Linked DNA regions of Homo sapiens: region 1 is linked to region 2. Evidence: chromatin loops called from intact Hi-C (ENCODE). Cell type or tissue: PC-3. All regions are shown on one strand. Each heading gives the region's core, and the rest is flanking DNA. Links, peaks and the distances in the headings are about the cores only.

Evidence for each region. A loop is a pair of places that touch in the nucleus more often than their neighbours do. Peaks named below come from ENCODE experiments on the same cell type or tissue, not always from the same donor. Only the 100,000 strongest peaks of a DNase experiment are listed, where the experiment ranks them.
Region 1: it touches region 2 in a loop (12-fold over the local background); 4 of 110 quality-filtered maps call a loop at or near these places.

Annotation. Positions count from the first base shown.
Region 1 is chr12:74,741,952-74,753,366 of GRCh38, forward strand. No RefSeq gene overlaps it. Among named protein-coding and RNA genes, the nearest start is that of ATXN7L3B, 210 kb to the left of the region's middle. In PC-3, for the core only: a CTCF peak has its summit at 5,557 (motif pointing right); no DNase peak of the experiment used is centred there.
Region 2 is chr12:75,284,500-75,295,914 of GRCh38, forward strand. It overlaps CAPS2 (calcyphosine 2), which reads right to left. Exons shown (of 17, transcript NM_001355024.4): 12 at 8,750-8,868; 13 at 7,245-7,321; 14 at 5,122-5,276; 15 at 462-581. CAPS2-AS1 (CAPS2 antisense RNA 1) reads left to right here. Exons shown (of 4, transcript XR_001749213.2): 3 at 10,544-10,669. Among named protein-coding and RNA genes, the nearest start is that of CAPS2-AS1, 32 kb to the left of the region's middle. In PC-3, for the core only: CTCF peaks have their summits at 5,480 and 5,679; no DNase peak of the experiment used is centred there.

The DNA of each region.
Region 1 (11,415 bases), core at 1,414-9,413, 540 kb before region 2:
TCTTCAGGAGCTTGCAGAAAAAATATGTCCCCAATAGAAGTATATGATTCCCAGCTGCTTCAGATGCTGTCAACACTTATATATGGCATGTTCAGCTTTATCTTTAAAACTGTGTCTATTCTAGTGTGTGAGAAGTGGTATCTCATTATGTTTTATCTTTTATTTCCTTGAGGACTGATGATATTGAGCACCTTTTCAAATGTTGATTGTTCATATGTATGTTATCTTTTTTGAAATGCCTATACAAGTCTTTTGTCTTTTATAGCTTAGCTTTTCTCTTATTGATTTATAGAAGTCTTTATTCTTGATATAAGTTTTGTCACATGTATGTATTGCAAATGTTTTTCTCCTACTTTGTAATTTGTCTTTTCACTTGGTTAATGGTATCTTTTGATAAACTCCCATTGGTCTCTTCTAATTCAATAAAGTATAATTTATCAAATTTTTCCTAGTGTTAATGTTTTCCTTAATGTTTTTCATGTCCTATTTAAGAATTGTGTTCAAATTGGGCAGAAACTAACTTGAGAATCCTGAAAGAAAATTAGCATCGAGGATGAGATAGCCTTTATTTTAGTAAATATTTCTTATATTTATATTATTTATCTTTCTATTATTTTTATAATGCTTTAAGAGCACGGTGCCATAGAACTTTCTGAGATGATAGATATGTTCCACATATTCACTATCCAATATGGTGGTCATAAGCCACATGTGGCCATGAGACTTTGAAATACAGTAATGCAATTGAAGAAATGTATTTTAAATTTTACTTGATTTAAATTTAAATATAAATAACTACGTGTGTCTAATGGCTACCATATTGCACATACAGCTTTAGAAACTTTTGACTGTCTTTTCCAGTTGACTCCTATTTCACCTTGTGAACCTGATTGCCATTTAATTTTATCACCAATTTAAGAATAAGGAAACAGAGGCACATAGAGGATAAGTAACTTGTCCACCATTGCAGTACTGTTAATGAGTAGAGTCTGGAATCAAATCCAGGTCTATCTGATTCTGGTCTTGTTTTAAAAACCATGAGGGCCGGGCGCGGTGGCTCATGCCTGTAATCCCAGCACTTTGGGAGGCCGAGGCGGGTGGATCACGAGGTCAGGAGATCGAGACTATCCTGGCTAACACAGTGAAACCCTGTCTCTACTAAAAACACAAAGAATTAGCCGGGCGTGGTGGCAGGCGCCTGTAGTCCCAGCTACTCCAGAGGCTGAGGCAGGAGAATGACGTGAACCCGGGAGGTGGAGCTTGCAGTGAACGGAGATCGCATCACTGCACTCCAGCCTGGGCAACAGAAATCCCAGCACTTTGGGAGGCTGAGGCTGGGGGTGGATCACCTGAGGTCAGGAGTTCCAGACAAGCCTGACCAATATGGTGAAACCCCGTCTCTACTAAAAATACAAAAATTAGCCGGGTGTGGTGACATGCACCTGTAGTCCCAGCTACTCGGAGTCTGAGACAGGAGAATTGCTTGAATCCGGGAGGCAGAGGTTTCAGTGAGCTGGGATCACTGCACTGCACTCCAGCCTGGGCGACAGAGTGAGAATCCGTCTCAAAAAAAAAAAAGAAAAAGAAAAAACACCTTCAGGACCTATATATACAAAATAAAACCACCATTAATTTTGAGAAGAGAAGAGATACTTGTCTGAAGACACAGAAAACTACTTAAATTAAAAAAAAAAGTTGAAATAAAGCTCAAAACCTAAGCCATCTCTTCCCTATGAAGCCTTCGCAATGATACCAGCTCAGATTGGTTTTTGTGGTTACAATTCCCTTTGTACTTATTCTTTAAAACATCTAATTAGTGTCTTATTGTAAATTGTATTTTCCAATGCTCTGAATGACAGAAATTGATAGAGTTAGAAGTAACTTATAATAGTAGCATTGTTCTCCTGTTTATGTTTTCATACATGTGTTTATTATATTCCCAATGTGATTAGAAACTGTAAACTTCTGTGCTCAGTTTCAAGTCACTAATAACTGGTCATTTTCCTTTGGAAATATGGAATGGCTCAAAATTGAATCTACTTAGGCCCTTCCACCAATCAGAACTATTTTTCTATCTTCTCTCCTTTTGTAATTCTTATCTTAGTGAACACTATCCACGTAGTTTCCCATATCAGAAACCTCATAACTTTGTCTCACCCACCTTCTGGTCCACCTGTTTTTAAAACATCTCTTGTGTCTTTCTCATCTCTCTCTAGCCTCACTGCCATATTATTAGATGAGGACTTCCATCTCTTTTTTCTGTTATATTGTGAGATTATTCTAACCTGTTTATTTTATGCTAGTCTTGCATTCTTCCAATTATTTTTCATCATGCTCAGAAGCTAGCACTCTAAAATTCAAATAATAACATGCATTCAACAAAAGGTTTCCAATATGTATATTACATACCCACTATGTTCTAGACACCATGCTGCCTATAGAAAATACAGCCATAAGCACAAAAGTTAAATTCTTCTCCATTAGCTACTAGTCAAAGTCCAAACTTATAATTGCACTTTGTAATCTGCCTAATTCTCCTATAAAATCAAGCACCAACTCCTATCTCTTCCCCCAAGGAATATTTCTCCCCATATATTCTATTCCCACCAGAAGTTTTTCTACTTCATTATGGGTTTTTGTGCCTTTGGAATTTGATGTGTACTTTATACTGTCAATAATGCCTTTACTTACTGACCTCCAAAAATTACATACAGCTCTATAACAACCAATTATATTTCAAAATGTGTGAACTTAAATATTCAAAATTTGTGAACTTAATGTTATTACTTTTGAAAATCTCAGAGACAGAAAACTACTTCCATGCTAACTGGGTGGAGAGCAAAATTTTGATATGAGTAATTCAGAGAAGTTTATTAGTTTGAAATGTTATTTCCTTTCCTTATTAAACAATAATAAATCACTAACATTCAGTAGTCTCTTGTTTTCCATTAATTTTGTAGAAAACTACAGTTTTTACATTATGTGATTCTTTTTTTTAAATACTTTAAGTTCTGGGATACATATGCAGAACATGGAGGTGTGCCACATAGGTATACACGTGTCATGGTGATTTGCTGCATCCATCAACCCGTCATCTACATGAGGTATTTCTCCTAATGCTATCCCTCTCCTAGCCCCCCACCACCCGACAGGCCCCAGTGTGTGATGTTCTCCTCCCTGTGTCCATGTGTTCTCACTTTTTTTTTAACTTTTAGGTTCAGGGCTACATGTGCAGGTTTGCTATATAGATAAATTGCATGTCATGTGAGTTTGGCATACAGATTATTTCATCACCCAGGTGATAATCATAGCAGCTGGTATGTAGTTTTTTGATCCTCACCCTCTTCCTACCCTCCTCCCTCAAGCAGGCCCTGGTGTCTGTTGTTCCCTTCTTTGTGTCCGTGTGCTCTAGTTGTTCCGCTACCATTTATAAGGTAGAACGTGCAGTATTTGGCTTTCTTTTCCTGTGTTAGTTTGCTTAGGAAGATGGCCTCCAGGTCCATCCATATTGCTGCAGAGAATATGGTCTCGTTCTTTTTATGGCTATTTTTCGTGGTGTACATGTACCAGATTTTCTTTATCCTGTCTACCATTGATGAGTGTTTAGGTTGATTCCATGTCTTTACTATTGTGAATTGAGGAGAATTCACATCACCACATGGAATTGTTTACTAATAATTTTTCATATTCTGGCAAACTACAAAATACCAAAAAGTCACAAAATAAACTTGAGTGTTGTTGACATGTTTGGGTTTTCACTCTCAAGGGTGACTTGCACATATTTTTAGGTGTCCAATTTTAAGTGATACCCTAAATGTTTTATTGGAAAGAGGACTTAAAATGAGAATAATTGTCATGTATACAACAGGAACATGCCTAGCAAAAATTAAGCAGAAAAAATTAGCAAAAACCTAATGTTCTGTTTCATTTTAGAGCTTTTATTGATTGAAGGAAAATAAAAAGGAAGAAAACACAAAGAAATGACATGGTTGTCTTAGTTAACAACTACCATCTTACATGATTATCTGTCTTTCCTGTCTGCTGCTACATTTAATAACTTGAAGGCAATTAAGAAAGAAGGGACACAAAGTATATAATATTATGTCCAAAGCAAATGACTTACTTTAGCTTTTTTTATTTTTACTATGTCTAAATGATTAACTTCATTAAACATACTAATTTATAGACTTTGAAATTAATGATATACTACTATGTTTGCTTTAAAATTAATTTTCCAATTTTAAATAAGCACTTGAAAATATCATTAATCCTCCTGTATTTATTATTAACAAGGTTTATTGCTTATTTCCATTGTACCACATATTTAGCTAATTTCTAATATAAATATGAAAAGCATGATTCTGATTACCCTTAAAGAAATTGAAGTCTAGTAATGAAGAAACACAAAAATTAACAATTACAATAAATTATGATATCCTGTGAAATACATTAATTGTAGACTATTAATAATTACAGTATACAAAGTATCTCTTTATGTGTTCCAAACCGTACTAGTATTGTTTCATTCATTATTATTGAGAATCTTATGCATTACTTTTTATTTCTAATGCCCAGAGTAAAATTTTCAATGTGGCAGAGCCAGTATAAACTGCCAGTCCTATTTGATTTCAGAGCCTGTGTGTTTTATATGTACAGACAAGAGGCATCTAACCTAATCAACAAAGTCATTCAGCTATGCCTTGAAAAAACATCGGATAAATACTTGTATAAGAGAAGGTAAGGTACATGATGCACTGGAGAACTATTATTATTTTATTAAGCCTCTAAAATGAGAAATGTCACAGAAATGGGATCTAGAGAAAGTGGGACAGTAACTATAAATGACCTCATATGCCATTGTTCACTATTACAGTGTCCTGTATTATGTATTTTATGTTTGAATTCACACAAATCTCATTATTTAAACTGTAATTCCTGAGCTTTACTATATTTAAATGTGTAATATAAATCTTCTCAAAACACATTATACTGTACCAACTTACACAGGAAACTTTTAGCACATACTTTTCTTGATGATTGTAATTAAGTTTGTCGATGTTCACATTGCCAACAGTAAGCTACTGACTAACCATTCTCTTTTACTTGCTGGATATTAAATAATTAAATCAAACATAAAATGTTTTGTCTTTTATTGAAAATGCAATGTGTTCATAATTCTTCTTTAAGAAAGTAGAGCCATTCTATTTTGATTTAAATAATTTCTTGATTATTTTTATTGGTAAATATGTAACTTGTTTATTTTAAAAATAAAACCTATATAGGTATTTCTAAATTTTATAGGATTATTTTTCAGACCAATGTTTTGTGAACCTGCTTAATATATTATAAACTTTAAACAGGAGACACTGTTAAGAGTTTCAAACTGTTTAAACTCCATTTGTATTGTTAATAGTATTTCATTTATACTGTTATTTTTTTTCCATTAGTATAGTTAATATTTTTCTGTAAATATCCAGCAGTTATTTAGTTTAGGTCTCATGAGTTTTGCCAATTTTATAAGTAACTGAGTCTCCAGTAACAGCAGAGGGAGCTCACAGTGTATGATTTAGATTATTGCTAAGTATTTGCTTCTGTGGTTCAATGTCAGGCTCTTAAAACTAAAAGTTTTATTTTTTCAAAGGAATTTGCATAAATAGGCAATGGCAGATACAATTTATGTACTATGCTTTATAGCAATAAAATATAGAGCAAAATAAATTTGATAACTTCATTACATATGCATTCATTAAATTCAAACTAATGAAAATTAAACTTGAATCACTTCCAAGTGATACAATTATCCTAGATTTCTATGTCTCACTGAAATCTATCTCCTGAGCTCCAGACTTTGATATCTATTCAGTATCTTTCTTCAGATGTGTAATAAACATCTCACTCAGTCCAAAAGTAATCTTCCCTTTCTGTCAACCTGTCTCTCACAGTCTTCCCCATCTCTGCTGAGGATAACATCATCCTCTAATTGCACAAACCACAGCCTTGGATTCACCTTGACCTACCTCTTTCTCTAAAATCTTAGGTCTCACCCATTGTAAAATTATTTTTGCTATTCTTTCAAAATATTTTAGAATGCAATTACTTTTCAATAGCTATATGAATATAGATGCTACCATCTATCATCACTTCTTTCTTTTTTTTTTTTTTGAGATGGAGTCTTGCTCTGTTGCCATGCTGGAGCGCAATGGCACAATCTCTGCTCACTGCAACATCTGAATCCTGGGTTCAAGGGATTCTCCTGCCTCAGCCTCCCAAGTAGCTGGGACTACAGGCCCGCACCACCATGCCCGGCTAATTTTTTGTATTTTTAGTAGAGACAGGGTTTCATCCTGTTAGCCAGGATGGTCTTGATCTCCTGACCTCATGATCTGCTCACCTTGGCCTCCCAAAGTGCTGGGATTACAGGCGTGAGCCACCGTACCCAGCCCCATCATCATTTCCTACTTGAATTGCTACAAGAGCCTCTTAAAGACTATTCTGCCCACTTTTTGATGGGATTGTTTATTTTTTTCCTGTAAATTTGTTTGAGTTCATTGTAGATTCTGGATATTAGCCCTTTGTCAGATGAGTAGATTGCAAAATTTTCTCCCATTCTGTAGGTTGCCTGTTCACTTTGATGGTAGTTTTCTTTTGCTGTGCAGAAGCTCTTTCGTTTAATTAGATCCCATTTGTCAGTTTTGGCTTTTGTTGCCATTGCTTTTGGTGTTTTAGACATGAAGTCCTTGCCCATGCCTATGTCCTGAATGGTATTGCCCAGGTTTTCTTCTAGGGTTTTTATGGTTTTAGGTCTAACATTTAAGTCTTTAATCCATCTTGAATTGATTTTTGTATAAGGTGTAAGGAAGGGATCCAGTTTCAGCTTTCTACATATGGCTAGTCAGTTTTCCCAGCACCATTTATTAAATAGGGAATCCTTTCCCCATTTCTTGTTTTTGTCAGGTTTGTCAAAGATCAGATGGCTGTAGATATGTGGCATCATTTCTGAGGGCTCTGTTCTGTTCCATGGTCTATATCTCTGTTTTGGTACCAGTACCATGCTGTTTTGGTTACTGTAGCCTTGTAGTATAGTTTGAAGTCAGGTAGCGTGCCTCCGGCTCAAAAAGTGGGCAAAGATATGAACAGACACTTCTCAAAAGAAGACATTTATGCAGCCAAAAGACACATGAAAAAATGCTCATCATCACTGGCCATCAGAGAAATGCAAATCAAAACCACAATGAGATACCATCTCACACCAGTTAGAACGGCGATCATTAAAAAGTCAGGAAACAACAGGTGCTGGAGAGGATGTGGAGAAATAGGAACACTTTTACACTGTTGGTGGGACTGTAAACTAGTTCAACCATTGTGGAAGTCAGTGTGGCGATTCCTCAGGGATCTAGAACTAGAAATGCCATTTGACCCAGCCATCCCATTACTGGGTATATACCAAAAGGATTATAAATCATGCTGCTATAAAGACACATGCACATGTATGTTTATTATGGCACTATTCACAATAGCAAAGACTTGGAACCAAGCCAAATGTCCATCAATGATAGACTGGATTAAGAAAATGTGGCACATATATACCATGGAATATTATGCAGCCATAAAAAATGATGAGTTCATGTCCTTTGTAGGGACATGGATGAAGCTGGAAACCATCATTCTCAGCAAACTATCACAAGGACAAAAAACCAAACACCACGTTTTCACTCATAGGTGAGAATTGAACAATGAGAACACATGGACATAGGAAGGGGAACATCACACACCGGGGACTGTTGTGGGGTGGGGATAGGGGAGAGGGATAGCATTAGGAGATATACCTAATGTTAAATGACGAGTTAATGGGTGCAGCACACCAACATGGCACGTGTATACATATGTAACAAACCTGCACATTGTGCACATGTACCCTAAAACTTAAAGTATAACAACAAAAAAGAATATTCTGGCTTTTTTCCATGTAACTTCCACCCTCAGTTTATTCTCAGCACAACAGCATATAAAATCTTTTAAAAATAAAAGATCTGTTGTGTCACTCCTTTCTTCAAAACCTTCCAATGGCTCCCCATTTCATGGAAAATGAAATCCAGTATCTTTTCAATAGCCTATTAGGCCTAGTACAATCACTCCCAAGAGAAAGTCTTAGACATAGAACTCTTAGCAGAAAAAAGTAGAATCTGATTAACAGGGGTGGGCGGGGGTGCCTTGGAGAGATATTGGTCAAAGTGTACACAGCTTCAGTTAGAAAGCATGATTAAGTTCTGGAGATCTATTACAGAGTATGATGACTATAGTCAATAATAATGCACTCTATACTCGAAAATGGCTAAGAAGGTAGATTTTAAAAGTTCTAACCACAAAAAATGATAAGTTTGTAAGGTGACGGATAGCTTAATAAACTTGATGAATAACTTAATTAAATCATTGTGGATTTACTCATTCCAAAATGTATACATATACAAAAAATCATGCTGTATTCCATAAATAAATACAATAAAAATATTTTTAAATAAATGAAACAAATTTTTAAAGAGGTACCAAAAATTCAGTAATCAAGCTAAATAATATTTAATGTAATAAACTAAAAATCAATATCAAACAAATATGTAACAAGGAAAATATCAAAAATTTAAATATAAGCAGATTACTCTTGTTAATTTATGACCCGGTATCATTGTGCAACTGGAACAGTTGTTTGTTATCAACTCTCTTTTCCTGGGTCTGGGCAGTGGTCGTCACTCCTTGCCTCGCATGTTTATGAGAGTTCACAATGATTTGAAAATTGATTTAGCATCTGAGATTTACTATATAAATATATCTATTCTATAAGCATATATGTAATACATAAAGGTATATGTGCATAACACACTATACATATATATAGGTCTATGCAGGCATACTTCATTTTATTGCACTTCACAGCTACTGTGTGTTTTTCAAATTGAAGGGTTGTGGCAACCCTGCATTGAGCACATCTTTTGGTGCCATTTTTCCACAAGCATGTGCTCACTTCATGTCTGTGTCACATTTTGGCAATTCTCACAATATTCAAATTTTTTCATTATTATTATATCCGTAATGATTCTCCATGATCAGTGATCTTTGATGCTACTATTGTAATTGTTTTGGGGCACCACAAACTATACCCACATAAGACAGCAAACTTAATTAATAAATGTTTTGTGTGTTCCAGCTGCTCTGCCAACGAGTTGTTTCCATGTTCTCTTTCCCTCTCAGATCTCTGAGGAGACACAATATTGAAATCAGGTCAATTAATGACCCTACGATAGTCTCTAAGTGTTCAAGTGAAGAAAGAGTTATATGTCCCTTGCTTTAAGTCAAAGGTTCTAGGGCCCTTAAGAATTATGCTAAATCTACTCTGCCTGTGCTCCATTAATGAAAGTCAAGTCAAAAGCTAAAAATGATTAGCCTTAGGGAGGAAAGGCATGTCAAAAGCTGAGATAGGCCAAAAGCTCAACTTTTTGTGCCAAACTGTTAGCCAACTTGTAAATACAATGAAAAAGTTCTTGAAGGAAATTAAAAGTGCTGCTCTAGTGACCACACAAATGATAAGAAAGTAAAACAGCCTTTTTGCTAATAGGAAGAAAGTTTTAATGGTCTGAACAGAAGATCAAACCAGCCACAGCATTCCCTTAAGCCAAAGCCTAATCCAGAGCAATGTCTTTTCTTTGATTCTTCAAAGCTGAGAGAGTTGAGGAAACGCAGAAGAAAAGTTGGAAGCAAGCACAGATTGGCTCATGAAGTTTTAGGAAGGAAGCTGTCTTCACAACATAAAATTGCAAGGTGAAGGAGCAAATTTTGATGAAGAAGCTGCAACAAGTTCTCCAGAATATCTAGTTAGGAGAATTGATGAAGGTGGCTATGCTAACAATAGATTATCAATGTAGATGAAATAGCCTTCCCTTGGAAGAAGATGCCATCCAGGACTTTCATAATTAGAAGTCAATGCCTGACTTTGAAGATTCAAAGGACAGATTGGCTGTCTTGTTAGGGGATGATGTAGCTGATGACTTTAAGTTAAAGCCAACGCTCATTTGCCATAATGAAAATTCTAGGCCCCTTAAGAATTATGCTAAATCTCCTCTGCCCTTGCTCCATAAATAAAGCAACAAAGCCTGGATGACAGCACATTTGCTTACAGCATGGTTTACTGAATATTTTAAGCTCACTGATGAGAGCTGCTGCTCAGAGAAAGAGATTTTTTAAAAAAATATTACTGCTCTTTGACAATATGCCTAGTCACCCAAGAGCTCTGATAGAGATATACTAGGAGATTAATGTGGTTTCCAAGCCTGCTAACACAAAATCCATTTTGCAGCCCATGGTCAAGTAGGAATTTTAGCTTTCAAGTCTCATTATTTAAGAAATACATTTCAGAAGGGTTTAACTTCCACAGATAACGATTCTTCTGATGGATCTGGACAAAATAAGTGAAAAGCTTTCTGGAAAGGATTTAATGCCATTCAGAATATTTATGATTCATGGATGGAGGTCAAAATATCAACAGGAGTTTGGAAGAAGTTGATTCCAAACTTCCTGAGTGACTCTGAGGAGTTCAAGACATCAGGGGAGGAAATCGCTAAAGATGTGGTATAAGTAGCAAGAGAACTATGATTAGAAGTAAAGCCGGAAGATGTGACTAAATTGCTGCAATCTCATGATAAAATGTTAATGGATGAGGAATTGCTTCTTACGGATGAGTAAAGAGAGTGATTTCTTCACATGTAATCTATTCCTGGTGAAGATGTTGTCAATGTTGTTTTAATGATCAAAGGGTTTATAATGTTACATGCACTATGTTGATAATGTAGTGGCCGGATTTGAGAGGATTGACTCCAATTCTTAAATTATACTGTGGATAAAATGACATCAAACAGCATTGCATGTTACAGAGAAATCTTTCATGAAAGGAAGAATCAAGTAATGTTATAAACTTCATTGTCGTCTTACTTTAAAAAATTGCCACAGCCACTTCAACCTTCAGCAACCACCACCTTGACCTGTCAGCAGCCATCAACATCAAGGCAAGGCTCCCCACCCGCAGAAAGATTATAATTTGCTGAAGGTTCAGATGATCATTAGTGTTTTTAACACTAAGGCATTTTTAAATGAAGTTATATATATATTGTATTTTTAAACCCAATCCTATTGCACACTTAATAGATTACACTGTAGTGTAAACATAACTTTTATAAGCACTAAGAAACCAAAAAATATATGTGATTCGCTTTATTGCCATGGTCTGGAACCAAGAACACAATATCTCTGATTTATGCCTGTGTGTGTGTGTTTCTATAGGGGCGTATGTGTAGGGAGATGTATGTTGTACACACATTATATACATAGGATGCATACATAGAGAGTGATGTATTATATGTGACATGTATC
Region 2 (11,415 bases), core at 1,504-9,503:
CCAGAGAAACATTTTTTAGTCATCATCCTAAAACAAAATGACTGGAGTATTGACACTGGAACAGCCACAATGCTAAGAATGGTATATGCATTATCTTATTCAATCTTTACACCAACTCTGTGAGATAGGAAACTGAGGCTTAGGAATATTTTATAATACATATATTCACGTAGCTAGTCATTTATGGAGGCAACAACTTATGGAGCTAGTAATTTGTTAACCAAAATTTGATTTCAAATTTTATTTTCCTTTCATAGTATTTTTCTAAAATATATACACAAGTTATTTTGCTTCATTCTGGGTTGATTTGTATGCATATGGACCTGTTTTCTGTTTTACTAAACCCAACATATAAGTAAATAGATTTAAAACTTTTAAATGGTAATTCATTAAAGTTTTAAAATACTGAACCTAACAATCTATTAAAAATAACAATTTGAAAGATTACTTAACAAAGTTACCTTTCGAACATATGATTTCCTGTATTCATTCATTTCACCAATAATACCACGTTTGAATTCTCCATAATCAACCTTGCCATTGCCATTGTCATTCAGAATTAGCCATGCAGACTCAAAATCCTAGAAACAATCAGAGATAACTGTTGCATTTTTAAGTTACATATCGTCACAACAAAATCATCTTAGTTGTATTTTGTTACATCTTCTGTAGTCCTAGATATAACTCATTTAATAAGAAAATTGAAGAAGCTACATAAAAATCCAATCAAAACCACTAAAAAAGTGATTTAGAGGAATCTGTGGTGAATGGTTCTGTAAAGTTAGGAGCCATTTAGGAATGGCAATAGCTCACAAATTTACTTTTTTAAGTTTTATTTTTGATGGACAAATAATAATTGTATATAGTTATAGGGCACAATATGATATTTCAATACATGTGTACATTGTAGAATAATACAATCATATCTATCATCTTAAATATTTATCATTTATTTGTGACAAGAGCACTTAAAATCCTCCCTTTTAGGTATTTTGAAATATACATTATTATAAACTATAGTTTCCATGCTGTGCAATAGATCACCCAGAACTTAATCCACTGTGTAATGAAAACTTGTACCTTCTGACCAATTTTCCATTTTCCTTGTATACCACCCCTCTCCCCATGCTCTGGTAACAAACTTATCTTTTCAACTTTAATTTATTTCTATATCTATACATCTATCTACCTATAGATATATAGATATGTGTGTGTGTCTGTGTATGTGTGGTTACCATTTACTCAGTTTTGAACATTTAAATACTTTTAATGTATTATATCTGTGTTAATTCAAAAGTCACATCCGGTCCTGGAGTGCTTCCAATGGCATTATAACCACTAATTATATTTCTGCTAGTCTTCATGCTTGAAAATATAGATTTGAATGACTCTAATATTATTCTACAATTTACACTGAAAGGTATAATTTGGAATAAATCCCTTATGCCAGTTTATTCACTTTACCATTACCATTTACTTCTTCATCAAATGCACTATTTAATAGAAAGTTCTAACACAGTTTTCCTTGACAACAAAGAAATTACAGCATCATTTTCTCAAACTCAAGTAAATATATTTTTTCAATGTTTTAATCAAGTTGTTAGCTTTAAATGTGAATGTAGATAAAATACCTAACAAGGTGCTTAGCAAATAATAGGTACTCAAAAAACATCATCTTCCACTCCCTCCTATTTTTTTCAAATAAAACTTTAACTAGAAAAACAAAATCTAAAGATGCCTGCCTTCCCTCAATTCTCAACAACCCCATACATCTTTGTCTATCATAATGTACTGCACATTATGCAGACTTTAAGTGTCTGTGTAGTTAAACTGAAGATGAGCTTGACCTTTAAAATCATGAGTAATATGTACAGGAGAAGACCAATTTGCTCATCCAATTCATGGATTACTAGAATTGAAAGATACTTCTTAAAGCTTAAAAGAAATAATTTTCAAGAATTGAGTAATTTAACATAATTGTCAACAACAAGAAATACATATTTATATTTATATATACTTAAGAGATATAAATATATATACTCTTTCTTTCAAAGATACAGTACACAATGGAAAATAATTACATTTAAAAAAGCTGAAGGAAATCACTAATAGTAACTCTATATAAATTAGGCTTTTTAGGGTACATATCAATTTTTTTAATCTCAAATCAGGGAGAATGGCTGACTATGCCTTCCCACAAACATTCTTGTTTCAAAATTAGACCTAGGTTAGTGATTCTTAAGTTCTTCTTCTCGAGCTGTTTGTATATGCTTATCATTGCATGAGCAGTTTACAGTGATATTACAGAAAAAATATAAAATATTAAAATATATGAGAAAAGGAGGAAGCATGCTCATATTTTCATAATATGTTCCCTCTATGTTAGAAGTCTTATATAATTACTGTAGTTTTTGTTCCTAGATCTAATCATAACAATTTAGCAAATTAATCAAAAAGGGAAGTATTGTTATGATACAGAAAAATTACTAGACGGGAATATGTTTTCTGCGTTCTAGTCCTATATCAGCTATTACTTGTGTGTGATTTTATAAACACATACACACGCAAGCACACACACACAAACACACACATATATATACATATATATATATTATATATATATGTTTTCATCCATAGGACCAGTTCATAATTCCCATTGCCCTTCCTTGTTCTTGTTACAATCTTTTATTATGACAGTTGGGCACTTCAGGCCTTAGAAAATGGAATCTCTCTCTCTCTCTCTCTGACCTTCTCCTGCCCTTCTTTCACCTTAAGCTCCTTTCCCTCTTCAAGGCAGGAATCGTCTCCTGCCTTTCTGTGTTGGAGCTGGCCATAAAATATTCTCTGACCTCCCTTGTCTAATTGTAGGCCATAAGACCCCCATTTCAGAAGGGGTCCTGCCCCCACCATGGAGGAAGGAATGCTGCTCAGAGGCCAAGAAGAGTCAGAACAGGCATTCCTTCCTGGGTTTCCTCCTTCAGTCTATCAGTATTAGGTCATACACTTTTGTCCAATCACATTTCTACACAGTTATGCATGTATCAGTCATGTCTATCCAATGTAGTCTCCATAGAAAAGCCAAGAGGACAGGGTTCAGGGAGCTTCTGGGTAGCTAAGCTTGTGGAGGTTCCTGGAGGGTGGCACCCAGGGAGGGCATGAAAGCTCTGCACTCTTTTCCCGATACTTTGCGTATTCATCTCTTCATCTGTATCCTTTGTAATATCCATTAGAGTAAACCAGTAAATATAAGTTTTCCTGAGTTTTGTGAGCTGCTCCAGCAAATTAATTGAACCCAAGGAGGGGGTGGTGGGAACCCCCAACTCGAAATTAGTTGATCACAAGTTCCAGGGACCCAAACTTGTGACCGGTGCTCTATGCAGAGTGTGTTGGGGGAAGGGGTTGTCTTGTAGAACTGAGATCTCACCCTGTGGGATCTGAGGCTACCTCCAGGTAGATAATGTCAGAATTGAATTGAATTAGAGGCTATCCACTGGGTTTCTACAGCTTGGTATGGGTGGAACCCCCACAAGCATTTGGTTGCAGAAGTATTCTGTGTTGATTATTACTGTGTGAAAGCAGAGGAAACATAGTTTGTGTTATTTTTCTATTCACACTCATGTGATTGTAAGCAAAGACATCAAGGCTTTCTAATTTCCTATTGCTGTTTTGTTATTGTTGTTGTTGTTTTAATCTACAAAACGAAGAGAGGAAGTTAGATGATCCCTAGTATGTATCACTAGGTAGGCAAAAGATTAAACATCATAAAAACCAAAAAGATGGGTATGTCAGAACAATGTTAGGCAACATGATATTGGCACAGAATTGTACAGCTGATATGGCAGATTCCCATGTAATTTTCTTATTTGAGCTTCCAAGCAACTCTAACTATAGCAATTACCTCTGGATTGCTCAGGCAGAGCCCCCCAATCAAAAAAGTTAAAAGACTGGTCCAAGATCATACAGTTCAAATAGCAAAGCTGGAACTTGAACCTAAATGTCCTAAGTTCAATTTACAGTGTTCTTTCTACAAAATACACATCTTGTGACAAGATCATTTGAAGCAAAAGAGAACAATGCAAGAGATCCTTTATCTGAAATCCTTGAGACAAATGTGGTTCATATGCTTTTAGAATAAAATCCAACCCTCTTAGCATGACATGCAAGACTTTAATGTACCAGACATTTCTCTCCATTCTTCTCTTTTCCTTCCTTCCATAAATTTATCCATTCAAACTAATGCATTATCTACTTAACTTTCCATATGCTGGGTTCTATTTCAGATGTTAATAAAGAGCAGGAACACAAAAACACTCTGGTCCCCACCCTGATGAGACTTAATGATCTACTGGCAGGCAGAGTCAGAAAATATTTACAAAGTGGCATGAAAAAAAATAAAATGAGAAATTGGTATAGAAAGGACCAAGGATCAGATGGGAGTGCTCCTTTAGACAGAAGTGTCAGGGTAATGCTCTTGACAGAGAAAGCTGTGGCCTGAATACTAAGAAAACCCAGTATGTGAAGATCTAGTAGAAGATTATTCACAGTGGAGGGAACAGTATATGTGAAGATTATTAATCATTTGCAGTGTCAGAAACAGGCCACACTCCCTTCCCCTCCAAGCTTTCACATGTGTCTCCTTCTCATAAAATACACATTGTCTGATTCACACTCCTTTTTCTCCCTCGTCTGGTTAATTCCTCCTCAACCTTCAAAACTCAGCTTAGATGTATCCTCCTCCAGGCATCCTTCCATGATCTTTGTTCTCCTTCCCCACAACCTGTCTTGGAATCAGGTACCTACCCCATGGTGTTCCAACAACATTCTCCACTGAATACATATTTTGTTTTATGTTCATTGTCCTTCAATTATGGTGATCTTGACAGTACAGAGTATTATCTCAGAGCTTAGCACAATGCCTGGTTATTAAGCTCTTTATAAATATAGGATGGAGCAATGTTTAAACTTTAAAAACCAACAGGGCTTGTAACCTGATAGCTTAACACTGATAAAGGGCATAGAGAAGGAGAAAATAAATGAAAACTAAAATTTCAGTAGAACAGTGAATAATGCCACCTAAGAATAACATATTATCTGCTGCAGAGAATTTTCTGTAGCACATACCTTTTCAGACACTTCTAAGTGAAACACTTTTAGAGCTTGCTTAAAATCTGCCTTATCTAAAAGTCCATTTCCTTCCTTGTCCAACTGTTGAAAATATTTTCCCAATCCAGTCAAAATACGAACACCTCTTTTATGTAGTTTTTCTTTTAGCACATCTGTTCAACAAGAAGAGAGATGAAAACAAATTGTTCCTATGCATAAATGTATAAAGCCGCAGTTATCTTTCATAAGAAAATTAAAGTTGATGTAACTGAAATAAGGAATGTGAATATTCAAACAAATCAAATGTAAGACAAAAGACTTTGGAAAATAGGATGTTTTTAATCAAGAGGATTAAACATAAAATCACATGTAAATATGCCAGAACTATAGCACCACTGTGTGGTGGAAGTGGTATGTTTTTAAAACAGAAAAATACAGTTTCACTTTATCACCAAGAGAATAACCTAAATATTACAAATAAAATCTTAGATTTTGTTGTGTAGACAACCTCTTTAACCACCCCATATCTTTAATCTGTTTTCCTTTTCTTAGTTTTTATCAACTGAATTACAAAATTGATGACAGGCAAGTCACCCAAAAATTATCAGTTCAACATTTTAAAAATAGTTTGAAATCTTCAAATTGTAACTTCTATACAAAATAGCATCAAAGCTTTTGAATTCTATCCTATACTTATATATTTCATAAGAGGTTATTTGCTTAGATCCCTAGCATTCTCTTTGTAGCTGTTATTTCACTTAATGCACTTTGTACCATATTTACTTAAGAATAGATTGGTAACTTTACTAAAGCAGTTATTAGATATAATACATGAGAGAAAAAAACAAATGTCACCAAGTTCAATTGTGACAAATACTGTATTGACAATGATATAATAAACTGTTTACACACTTTGGCATCAAGAACATATGAGAGTCCAAACGAAACTTTTCAAATCTGTTTCTTGCCTTCTTACTGTGAGCCCCTTATCTTTAAAAGATAAATCAGGATTCATGAAAATTCACAAATTAGGCCAAGTGTGATGGTTCATGACTATAATCCCAGCACTTTGTGAGGCCAAGGTGGGAGGATCACTTGAGCCCAGAAGTTCCAGACCAGCCTGGAGAACATAGCAAGACCCTGTCTCTACAAAAACATAAAAAAAAAGATTTAGCCGGGTGTGGTGGCATGCACTTGTAGTCCTGGCTACTCAGGAGGCTTGAGGCAAGGAGGCTCACTTGAAACCAGGAATCTGAGGCTGCAGTGAGCTGTGATTGTACTATTGCACTCCAGCCCAGGCAATGGAGCAAGGCTCTCTCTCAAAAAAAAAAACAAAAAAAAAACATAAATTACATGTTAATTTCTGTGATTGCTTATTCAATATCTTTCTCCATTTTATACTATGAGATCCAACAGAGTAACTGTCTAATCGAGTCTACCATACTGCATTTTCCCAAATTTGGAAAATGTTTAAGTATCCAAAACTGACATATATCTAATTTATTACCTACAACAACCCTGGAAATTTCATATGAGAAGTACTATCATCCCTATTTTAGAGATGAAGAAAGAGATGCAAGAGATTTCTCTAAAGTCATGTGTGTCTTGCACAACAGAGTCCAAACATCAATCTGGCTCCCAGTCTAGCTTTTTTTTCTTTTACACTAGGACACCACAAACCTCTTCAGGATGTTATCTAGTACATAAGACAAGTATTATATTACAAAAATTACTTTCACATTTTATTCAGTTTATGAGTAAAACCCATATTATCTAGTAATTTCTAAAACACTTAATTTTATAATTCATATAATACTAGTTAGGACCATTAAAGTAAGGAAAATCTTAAAACGTTTAGAAATCCTAAACAATAAAAGCATATATATATATATATATATATATATATATATATATATATATAGCTTATTTTAAAAAGTATATATATATATAGCTTATTTTTAAAAGTATATATATATATATATATATATATATATATATATATATATATATTCTTTTTTAAATAAGCAAAGGGTAAATATAAATCAAGTGCCACTGAGAAATATCTGGGAAAATGCTGTTTTACTGATTATAAAAAAGGACTGAAAATTCAAAGTACTTGAGAGTACAGTAATAACACATACCTTGAATTGCTTTGAAGACCAGCCTATCATTGGTTTCTTGAATGATTATATCATCCTCCTGTTCCATAGAAGCAGTTCTGCAATTGACATGTTCACAGGGATGAAATATATATATATTCTATTTTACAATCTTGAGTATAAAACCTCTAAGCTCTTCCCTGCTCCAGACTCAAAGAAGCTCTCAAACTTGGAAGAGTGCTTAGAATTTAATCAAGTCCCAACTCTGCCTGCTGCTTTGATGCCTAAGAAGATTAAACTGAGAGCTAAAATCCTTAAAATCTTACAAGGACTACTTGTAAAACTACTTGTTTTGTTTGTTTTTTGTTTGTTTGTTTGTTTTTGAGACAGAGTCTCGCTCTGTCACCCAGGCTGGAGTGCAGTGGCGAGATCTCGGCTCACTGCAACCTCCGCCTCCCAGGTTCAAGCGATTCTCTCACCTTAGCCTTGTGAGTAGCTGGGACTACAGGCACCTGCCACCACGCCCAGCTAATTTTTGTATTTTTTAGTAGAGACGGGATTTCACCATGTTGGCCAGGCTGGTCTCGAACTCTTGACCTTGTGATCCGCCCACCTCAGCCTCCCAAAGTGCTGGGATTACAGGAGTGAGCCGCTGCGCCTGGCCAACATTCATTTTGTAACAATTTTAATGTTTTAAACATTTAATTAAAACTATTAAATTTAAAAGCAATTTTACCTTGCAAAGCATAAAATGAAAAACTATTATTTTTAAAAGCCCCCTCAAATGCATTCATTTTTAGCAATATAGTAAATGATGAAGAAACACAGACTTCCTTACAGCCATTTTGTAGGATATAGCCTCTAATGTGTATATATATATAAAATATATATTATATATACATATTATATATGTATCTATACATATTATGTATGTATAGATCTATACATAATAGATCTATATATAATGTAATATAATCTATAATACATATATAATATGTATATATTATATATTATATATAATATCACAGGAATATATATTTTTTAATCAAAATATATATTCCTGTTATTAAAAAAATTCATTTTAAAAGCAATGTTTGATGTCTAGAACTAATTTTTCACTGTGCACTTTATCAATCAATGAATACTGTAAGCATATGGGACCCTCAGACTTTTTTAGATACTAAAAAAAAATCATAATAACAATGTGAAAAAATTGTTATAGTATTGTATTGATATCCTTTTTTAAATTTATTTCTTTTGGTAATACTTGGTAAAATAAAAGTGTTATAGCAAAGGCAAATTAATAAGGTATCTTTAACATAAAATTGAATATTTTCAAATATTTCATTGATTATAACTGTTCCCACACATGAAGTGTATTTGAGTACAAGATAGTACATAAAAAAGACATACGTAGCTATGCTTGTTTTTTCAAAATATAAACCTTAATGAAGTTATAAATACCTTATAGTAGAATGTCATTTTAAGATAATTTAAAAATAGTGTTTTCACCTACTTTCAAATTGCCAAATGCATATTTAACTTACTTGAGAGAATCCAAAGCTATTTGATCAATATTTGTGATTCGGAGTTTAAGTAATGTGTTTTCTTTGATGCTTTCTGGAAGGCTGAGATGATCAGAACTCAAAAATGTCAAGGTTGCACCCTAAACAAAAGAACAGATGAATGAAGCTAGAAAGCATGTAAGAAATAAAATATAACTAACATCAATTTTAAATAATGGATTTTGATTAATGTGACACGATATACTTTAACAAGGGTAAGAAGTATATTTGGAGAATGCTTATATGTATTTGGAGAAACTATATAGATAAACCAATATCTCTGTCAATCTCAGAAGTCTTCTATTTAACAATCCATGTGAACAAAAAAGTCAGCAATATAATAAACTCAGTTTGTTTAATGAGAATGAGAGGAAAAAAGAACAAATAATTTAATTTAAATTATGACCTCCCTGAATAGAGCTAATGGCCTACAGAATGACATACCACAAACTGAAGAACTGTGAAGATTTCTCATACTCTTTCACAGCTGAACTTTTGATGACAGATGTTGCCTAATTATAAAACCTAATTTCAACCTAATTAGAACTTCAAAACTTCAGCCACAAAATTCCTATCAAAAAATCTTATTCTAAACTTATAAAATGATTATTTTAATTTCTGAGCTGCTCAAATAAACAAAGCCAGTGTAAGGACAAATACCAAATATAATTTTTATTTTTTTTTGAGATGGAGTCTCGCACTGTCGCCCAGGCCGCAGTGCAGTGTCACGATCTCTGCTCACTGCAGCCTCTGACTCAGGGGTCCCAGAAATTCTCCTGCCTCAGTCTCCGAAGTAGCTGAGTTACAGGTGCCCACCACCACGCCCGGCTGGTTCTTATCTTTATTTTTTTGTATTTTTAATAGAGACGGGGTTTCACCATGTTGGTCAGGCTGGTTTCAAACTCCTGACCTCGTGATCCACTTGCCTGGGCCTCCCAAAGCGCTGGGATTACAGGTGTGAGCCACCACGCCTGGCCAACAAATACAAATTATAAATAGGGGCTTAATTCTGCCTGTTGAATATAAAGGAAGGATGTCCCTCCCCTCCATTTTCTCAGCACATTTACTTTACAGAATTTGTAATTGTAATGTAAGTACTTTCTCCTCTCTTTGAAATGTATACAAATACTTCTGAAAATTAGATAAGCCTGTTGTCAGCTTTATGACCTAGATAAGGCTTTCTCAAGGACCGGTGAGCCACTCTTTGAGTGTAAACAGCAAGGGAGAGAGCACTGTTATCTCCCAGTTTCTGTGAGAGGGTGGGAGCCTAACTTTCTTAGGCACCTTGCTCTAAGTGCAGAACCATCTCCTGTCACAAAGATATGAAAAGTTTGTTTTTTCCCCCTCCCCCACCTCGGATAAAGCCAATTAGCTAATACAGATAGTCACTCTAATTACCAGGTCAATCTAGGATAAACTATGTGTGACAAATGGTACCCCGGAGTCTTCTTACTTGAGGACTAGTTATTGTTTACACCAAAAACATGTATGTGTCGGGATAGGAAGGAGGTGAGCCCTTTCCTCCCCATCATAATGCTCATTGCCTACATCCCTGTAACAAAAGGCAAGTTTACAAGAGAATAGCAAAACAAATTTATTAACGTGCATAAGCATAGGAGTCATACCAAAAAAAGAAAAAGAAAAAAAGAAAGAAAACTCAAAGAGCCAGATGGCTGATACTTAAATAACCTCCTCACTGGGGAGAGGGAAATGGGGGAGGTTGTAAATGAATGGGCCTGGAAGACCAGACAGTGTTTTGTAAATGATTCCCTTTAGTTGCTGAATGGGACCAAAGGACAAACAATAGCCTGTGGACAAGTTATGAGAGGTGAAGACCCGCCTGTGTAACAGCGAGACCATGTCTCAATTGAAAAAGAAAAACAACAACAACAACAAACAGAGGTAAGATGAAAACTGAAAAAAGATTTCTCAATTTTTTTAGTTAAAGATTTAAACATATTTGACTACAAAACTTGGCAATATTTACCTATACTTCAAATTTAAAGCTTTGTGTTTTTTCCTGGTGGGCAAATATTTCACCTCCCCAGCATTTGGCAAATAAAGCCTTTTGGGAAACCAGCTAGCAAGATGCTGCACCACCATAACTGTCAGTATGATGGAAATCAGTGTATATCCAACATGGCCCTTTTGCACTTATTTAGTCTTTCATCCAGTCTTCACTGACTAAAAATCTGGACACATACGATGTTCGCTTTGTCTTCATGTTTTCAATACAAAAATAGAGATATTAAAAATATGGCTTCAGGAATAAGAGTGGTTTAGGCCCTTGTACAAGTTGCAGCTTATCACATTTAAATCCATTCATTAAATACATATGTACTCAGTGTCTTCTAAGTACTTGTCATTCTTCAGGTTGCTAGGAACATGGTAGTGGTCATGACAGGTAAGTCCTTACCTTCAAGGGTAGTTATACCATCATGTCAGAGAAAATAATGAATAGATAAAAATATACACATATAAGGTCAGGACTATGAAGAAAAACTAAGCCCACTAAAAGAACAGAGAAGGTATGTTCAGATTTGGACTCTTTCAGTCTTTAATCTTTTAGATCTTCATAATAGAATAACACCCAGAAATTAGGAAGTCTTTGGAGAAATTAGTGATCTTCTGATAGTATGAAAAACAAA